Linked DNA regions of Homo sapiens: region 2 is linked to region 1. Evidence: chromatin loops called from intact Hi-C (ENCODE). Cell type or tissue: psoas muscle. All regions are shown on one strand. Region 1 overlaps ENOX2 (ecto-NOX disulfide-thiol exchanger 2). Region 2 overlaps ENOX2 (ecto-NOX disulfide-thiol exchanger 2).

Region 1 (4,000 bases):
TACTGAACTCAGGTTGATGAACATTATATATTATTGTTGTTTGTTTATTCTCCTGACAGAAAAAAAAAAGTGCTGGAAACAGCAAAGCTACAAATACGAGCCCCAAACCATCTGTATTGTAAAATATCCTTGGATCAAAAGTGTTTCTTAAGTATTCTCTTAAGCTTTCAGAAACATAATGGTCCATAATAATGAAGAAGATTCTGATCAGGTATGGGCGAATGTTTTTTGAAAGGCTTCTTACACAGCAGTTAGACAGAAAGGTCCCTTGCAAATGAAAAACCCTGAGAAAGTTTCACTTTCTTGCTTCACAGAACAGAAGCTTAGTTCCTACAACCACGTTGTTTTGATAAGTTTGAATATCATTTGTTGTCAAGGACTTTCATCTCCATTGTTGCTTTATTATTCTTAAAATATTATGCTCCTACGCTTAACAGCTAAAAGATCATGTTCTATTTTGATGCGTGGTTTGACAGTTGATTTCGCTCCTCATTAATTGGACAGCATGCAGATGATGTGGAGAAGTGAGTGAGTGACAATATTTCAAGGTTACGTTGAAGAGCATACAGTGAACCTTAGTGCCTGGACCAACAGCTGCTGAATTGAATTGTCTGCAATTAAAGCAACAGCAGGTTTGTGTAGTCTCCCTGCAGCCCATTTATTTGAATTTATAGCTTCAGTTTCTTCTTTGAGTATTGGTTGGTTGGTTCTGCTAAGTGTTGGAAAGTTGTGCTTGCTGGATGTTTTCTCTGTATTCCAATGCATGCTTGACTCTAGAAGAGCCTTCTGTGTACATTTTAATGTGAGAAGTTGTTGAGGCTTTTTTCTTACGGTTAAAACCAGAGATTGTCTTATTTTCTCCACTATAAAATTAAATAGATTTACATGGAAAATATTGCTTTGTTGAATAAATAGAGATTTCTCATGGACCAGTGTTACTGGTTTAAGTTTCTGGCAATGAAAAATGCTGGACTTTGTTATGCTACTGGAATTACTATATCTGGGAAGAACTTCTCTCTGCTAATAAAAATGTTTACATTTTAAAAACGACATTATCTCCTTGCCAGCTCTCAATTCCACAGTGACCTAATGAATAATTTCAAATCTAACTAGGTGGCTTTTATGACTGTATTTTATTTGTATGCTAATAGTGAATACATGTTTAATTCCTTAATGGTTTTACTCTATTAAAAATTACAATATTAGTGTAGTTGTTGGTTACTGAATGATAGTGGATGTGGTATAAAACATTTAGACAGTGATTTAATATATACTTTCTTAGTTCATTCTCAGTAAGTGTGAGGTCAGTGATATGATCTCCATTTTATAGGTAAGAAAACTGAGACTCAGGATGAGTAACTGGCCTGAGGTCTCCATCTAAGTGCAGCCTAAACTTACAGGTTACATTATCTGATTAAAGAATCTGTGCTTTTTCCTCCCTGATATCAGGCTGCCTCTCGGTTGATGGGTGCCAGGTAAATGTGACTTATGCTACTAGAGAAGGAGGATAAATTTGGTCATTTACTGAAAAATGTATTCTTGGATAGGACGCTAGAGATGTTTTCAAAACTATTTTTAGTCTAGCATTTATTTGAATATGTGTGTGATTTCAAGATTAATTTTACAGATGTGTAAGAAACACTAGTGTTTTGATTAATGTGTACATCAATATGAATGAAAGTAGAGCTTTGTGAAATTTTGGGGAAGCAAAATGTTGTCTATTCCAAAAGGTTAGTATGGAGTATTTTCTCTTCTAAAAAGCTAGTTTGTTTGTACTGTTGTACTGGATGAACTTATAAGATTGTTTCCATGAAAGTATATGTATTTTAAGATATACTGGCTATGAATGTGAAGTGCTATATGTTTTTGAAATTTGAGTATTTTGTCCAGATCAGCAGAAAAAATATACAGCTAATTCAGGTTCACACTTTTCTTTCTTTCTGTCTGTCTCTGTCTCTGTGTCTCTCTTTCTCTCTCTCTCTCTCTCTCTCATAGATCAGCATTCTTATCTTTTAAAATTTCCAAATGGTTTCTCAATTTTAAATTAATTAGTTTTAAGGGAAAAAATGCTTTTTGTCCCACTGAAGAAAGGAATACTATTTAAAGCCACATTATCAATTCATCAAATGAACCCAACTACTTGAATGGCTCATACAAGCTCTCTGGTAAAACTTTCTTTAGGACCCCTTCAGTAAACATTCTTGAAGGGGCCATTTTTATATCTGAATTTATTAGAGACTGTCCCGTGTACTAGATTAATGACTCGATGTTCACGCCATAGACAACTCTTCTTCAGCATTTGACAATGAACATTTGAGAATGTTGATAAGAAAATGGGCCAGAGATAGAGCAAGTATTGTTATAATCTGTTTATGAGACTTTAAGATGGTAATGAATATATTATCTCAGATACCATGTAATTGGAATTTACCCTTATCTAAGATGGTATCTTTATATTTTAACATGTCTTAAAGTAAATCTGTCCTCATATTATTTCCTTCTGGCAAAAAAGAAAGGAGGATGATATGAAGCCCTTTTATCATTCTTTAGACTTAAATGAATTTGACACTTAAAAAATACAGGTGGGAACTTCGGGGAACAGATCAGGATTAGAGGAAGGAGAACTGGGCAAACTAGGCATGAAATTGGAAGTTCCATATTAAACTTGGTTTCAGGTGGCAAATGTCCTACGTAGTTGGAAGCTCTGGCTAACATCCCTCACTGTGTTCCTTTTTCTAGGAATAGGCACTCTGAATATAAATGAAAAAGAATTTATTGGGGCTTTTAAAGAAATTGACATTTTCTTATTGGCTAAAGAAAAAGTCTTTCATCTACAAAATAGTTACTTTTTCCTTGTCTTGTTTGAGGCCAAGAAAAATTCAAGAGGGAGATTTGTAGGTTCTGGTTGTTCAGGGAGCTGAAGTTGAGTCGTCTGATGGATTTTCCTCTTTGGTACACCTATGAGCGTGTTTTAGAGGAGTGAAGGGCAGGTCTCATGGACGGGAATATAAAGGTTAGTATACACCAGTCCGTGGTGTGCTGGAGCCAGCTTGCACTAGCTTATTTAAGGGGATCACCAAGAATATTAACAAATTCGAAAATTTATTCATATTTGCCTTTTTCCAAAAAGGACTTAATATGCTTATTATGAATAATACAATAATTAAGGCATGCTATTTATGTAGGATAGTATACTGCAAATGGGGCTGCTAAACTATACTGATTGACATTATTGAGCATAGTACAGTTGAGTGTGTGTCTCCCCAGCCATATATAAACACAATAATAAGAATAGCTAACATTTGGCCAGGCACAGTGGCTCACGCCTGTAATCCCAGCACTTTGGGAGGCCGAGGGGGGTGGATCACTTGAGGTCAGGAGTTCGAGTCCAGCGTGGCCAACGTGGCAAAACCCTGTCTCTACTAAAAATATAAAAATTAGCCGGGCATGGTGGTGGGTTCCTGTAATCTCAGCTACGTGGGAGCCTGCAGCAGGAGAATCGCTTGAACTCGGGAGGCAGAGGTTACAGTGAGCTGAGACCATGCCATTGCACTCCATCCTGGGCAACAAGAGCAAAACTCTATCTCAGAAAAAAACAAAACAAAACAAAACAAAAAACAAACTAACATTTATTGAAAGCTTGCTCTGTGCCAGATCATGTTATAAATACCTTATATGTATGAACTCATCAACGCTCACAGCAATGCCATAAGGTAGACAGTAGTATTTCCATTTTCAGGTTAGAAAAACAGATACAGAGTTTAAGTATCCAGCCTACCACGTCACACAATTACTAAGTAGCAAGAATCAATATTGGATGGCAAGTTTGTCTTCAGAGCCAATGCTCTTAACCACTGTGGAGTATGCTGTATGTCTTTAGGGGTTCTTTATTAAAGAAACTGTTTGCCCACCTGTGTGCTACCCGGAGCAGATATCCCATTGTTCATGACTTCAAAAGACCTAGACAGTGTAGAGCTGTCTGCTGACCAGACTATTAAAA
Region 2 (4,000 bases), 180 kb after region 1:
TGAAAGCAAAATTTTGCAAGCTTTTATGTATGATTATGCCGATATGGGAAAAAGATCATAGCTAATGAGATCAAACTGAGTTATTAGTTGGGCATATATCCCTGGTTGTAACTAAGCAAATTTCTACAAGTATTCAGCTGTCCTAGAGAAAGAATTGGCTTAGCAATAATGCCACCTCTTTAAGACAATTTGTCATTCTGAAAAGGTATACAAATAATCAATGGGTGTCATTGTATAGACTGCTTATTGTGCCCAAAATCAATGTAAATTAATTTTCTTTATTAATTTAAATATTTCTTGAATACCTACTTTATACTAGACACTAAACTAAGAAATAAGGAAAGAAAATGCCTCAAACCCAGTACCTGACCTAAAAGAGGCATGCAGGCCAGCAGAAGGGAGACATGTACACAATAACAATAATCCAAGGCAGTCGGTGGTAAATGCTTGGTGCTTCTTGCTTTTTAGAATGCTCTTCTTACCCCAATCTTCCATTCACTACCTGGAAGAAAATCCTATCCCTCCTTAAAGACTTACTTCAAATGATTCTTTCCCAATGAAGGCTTCCCTGGCATTCCTCCTCCACCCCACAACCAGAAACACGTATACCCAAACCCATTGCAGCAGCTTTAATTACTCCTCTGTGTTCCCAGAGCACTCCACTCATGGTTTAATTACAGTACTTATTATAATAATTTACATTGGATTGTTTATTGTTTTTGAATTCTTCCAGAGCAGTAAATGAGTTTTGTTCATCTCTGTGTTCGTAGTTACTAGCAAAACAGCATGGCATATAGTAAGACTCAAAAAAGTTTAGTTTGCAAGGAATGAGTGAGAGAATGAGCAAACATGTGAAAATCAAATTCTAGATAAAATGTTATGAGAACACATCAGAAGAAGTAATTAATTCCAATGAGGTGGTTTTGTTATAGGACTTTTTCCTTAGTTCAGCAAAGAACCAGGTTCTTGTCACACGGCCATGAGAGATTAGGCTTGCAGACACTTTGAAGGGTGAGAAAAATGGAATGTATTGGAGAAAAAGGGGTAAAAAAGGGAAACGGGGACCCTCTGCAAGGCCAGAGTCCTGCTGGTGTGCTTCCCGCCTCATAGATTGAATCCCAGGTTCCACCCAGGAAGAGGAGGGGCCAGGCTCCTTCCCACTGCAAACACATGAACTTCCAAGGCTCCACCCCAGGGTGCAGGTCAGTGGGAGGCTCTGCCAGGGAGCCCTTCCCACCTGGCCATTTCAGTTTCATAAACAAGGTAGCATTTGAGGTGACCCTTCAAAAATGAGTGGGATTTTGACAGGTGGAGATGGGTGTTAGGGGAGGGAAGGGAGATAAGAAGGACATTTAAAGCAAAACTTCCTAAGAATTTAAGAACCACTTTCATTGAGATGAAATAATGTTGTTAATCACACATGTTCCTTATCTGTTCCTGTAAACAAGCATACCAGGAACTCTACTTACTAACATGTTAACAAGCATTGTGAATTACTATACATTTTGAAAATAACAATACTGTGTTTTCCTTCAAAATTGTAATTGAGATCATTGTCTTCCCCCAAACACTTATCCCGCCCCTAATTAGTCCAGAGTTTGGCTAGGTTAATATATTATAAATTCTCATTCTTTGACCTCAAAATCCTTTACTGAGAAGTGTTCCTGTTTGTTTGTTTGTTTGTTTTAATATTTCTCATGACTGCAGAACCAATGAGTAGCCAAACTGTTGTAAGAAATTATTTTTGGCATTGGGTCCCAGTCCTTCTAAACCTACCAGTTTCTTCTGGGACTGATTCTCCAGCAACCAGAGAAAATCAGAGTGTAGACTCAATAATCTCTAAAGGTATCTTTCAGCTGTAACATTCTCTAAAAACTTACCTCCCCTAGCTGGGGGCTTGGAAGTCCAAGTAGACTAATTATCACTATGTAAACTCTCAACCCAAAGGATATTCAGCATCCCATATTTGTTTTCTTGATAATATTTGCAAGGAGGCTATTTCTAGCCTTTGGATATGCCTTTGTGAGAGAACACTGAAAGCTGGATATAACTACTAAAGTTCCTACAGATGGAGAAATCACTCTGTAGGAGTAATCACTCTGAAATGTGACTTCTGACTGTAATTAATGAACACTTAGTGCCATCAATCACTGTGTGTGTGTGAAGGAGGGATTAAGGGGGAAGAGGCAAAGGCAGCACAGAAAAATGACAAAAACTAATATTTCAGAAATAATGTTTTTAGACATTTACATTTGCTTGTTCTGACCAATCAGTGACCAAAATAGCACATGTATACATAACCCTGGCAAGAGTCAGCCCTGATGTTGCCTTGGACTTTAGCAAGCTACTATTAGAACAGAGTTGCCTTCATGGGTTGTAATTGGCAGAAGTGTGTACTGGGAGGTAGGAAAAAAGCCATAGAAAGATTTTTCTATGGCTATCAGTAGTCAGAGGAAAATTTCCCAAAACGAAAGTCTGTTTGTGCTCAGATGACTCATGACTATATCTCTCCCAACACTGTGTACATGTACGTGCTTATAAAACCCGTTTCAATGTTTTTGCTTATATCATTCCTGCTCCTGGGATGTCTGGCCCCTCTACTTTACCTATCTAATAACTGCTCATCACTCATGACATGCTCTATATAAATCTGGTCCATTCTTTCAAGTCCTATTTTCTCCATGAAGTATTTCCTGCTTACTCAGGCCACAGTAGCTCTGCATACCATAAACTACAGTAACATTTCTGATCTATACCATTTGAGTCTTTCATTGTTTCCTAGTTGTTTAACTGGAGATAGTAAAGCATAGTGGCTAAAAATTATACATTCTGTATGACCTTGGACAATATATTTGACCTTTCGAAACTTCTCTTAAATGTCTCTAAAACTTCTATTAAATGGAGATATAAATAGTCCCTACCTCATAGGGCTGTTCTGAAAGTTAAATGAGAATGATGCATGCCAAGTGATTTACCTGGCATACAGTAAGTGTTCAACAGAGGTAGTAGTGGGTGGAGGTGGTGATAACAGTGATAATGGTAATAATTATCACCATCATCATCAGTCTCTTCAATTTTATTGTACAACCTTTGAGGGCAGGGACTGTGTCTCTAGTCTGCTTTTTCTCATTGTTCCCCTAACCCCCAAAATTGTCATTCAGCTAATTTGATGTCTGCTGATTGTGTGTCCAGCTCTATTCAATAGTACTGCTTCAAAGATATGAAATTACATCAGGAGTATAATTTTCATCTTTTATTGCCAACTACAGAAGCCCTAGGATGTTTTTTCTTGCTTTACATGCATAAGTAGTTTGGATGGAAGCTGCTGAAGTAATCATATGCTAGTAGACTGTGAGAAGAATAGAAAACTTCTTAATCATTCCAAGCTCCTCTGTTGTGTATGCTTGAAAAAAGAGAGAGAGAGAGAGAGAGAGAGAAGGAAGAAAGGGAGAGAAGGAAGGAAACACTTATACTAAAATGCCATCTGGTAAATTACTTTCAAATTCCATGACTTCCTGCCAGTTCAAGCTGTGTTGTTTTAACCCTTATAAGAAAGCTGGCATTGAGGCCTTATCCACCACTTGTCCATTTCTCCAGCCATTTCTATAAACAGTTTGCCAGAATTTATGTTTATAAGTAAACTAGTTGCTAGAACCTTAACACAACAAATTATTTTGCTTGTCATTTCTTTTCAGCCGATAACAGTAGAACTCTGAACGTGGATTCCACTGCAATGACACTACCTATGTCTGATCCAACTGCATGGGCCACAGCAATGAATAATCTTGGAATGGCACCGCTGGGAATTGCCGGACAACCAATTTTACCTGGTATGTTATTTTTAATCACCTCGCAAGTGCTTATTTTTATTGACCATGTGGTTATAAATATAGCAGTATGACACAACTTATTTTGAAGTTGACATTTACCAGATTCTGCCTAGAGTGTGCATTTTTGTAATATGAGCTTTATAGTCTGGGTGGCCAGTAGTTACTAGTAT

The links. Peaks named below come from ENCODE experiments on the same cell type or tissue, not always from the same donor. Only the 100,000 strongest peaks of a DNase experiment are listed, where the experiment ranks them.
Region 2: a loop joins it to region 1, with 2.4 times the contacts of the local background. A loop is called at or near these places in 1 of 110 quality-filtered maps.

Annotation. Positions count from the first base shown.
Region 1 is chrX:130,882,715-130,886,714 of GRCh38, reverse strand. All of the region lies in intron 2 of ENOX2 (ecto-NOX disulfide-thiol exchanger 2), which reads left to right. Among named protein-coding and RNA genes, the nearest start is that of ENOX2, 18 kb to the left of the region's middle. In psoas muscle, no CTCF peak of the experiment used is centred here; no DNase peak of the experiment used is centred here.
Region 2 is chrX:130,702,950-130,706,949 of GRCh38, reverse strand. ENOX2 (ecto-NOX disulfide-thiol exchanger 2) reads left to right here. Exons shown (of 15, transcript NM_006375.4): 4 at 3,696-3,830. The coding sequence starts at 3,734. Among named protein-coding and RNA genes, the nearest start is that of ENOX2-AS1, 98 kb to the left of the region's middle. In psoas muscle, no CTCF peak of the experiment used is centred here; no DNase peak of the experiment used is centred here; H3K27ac peaks cover 2,634 bases.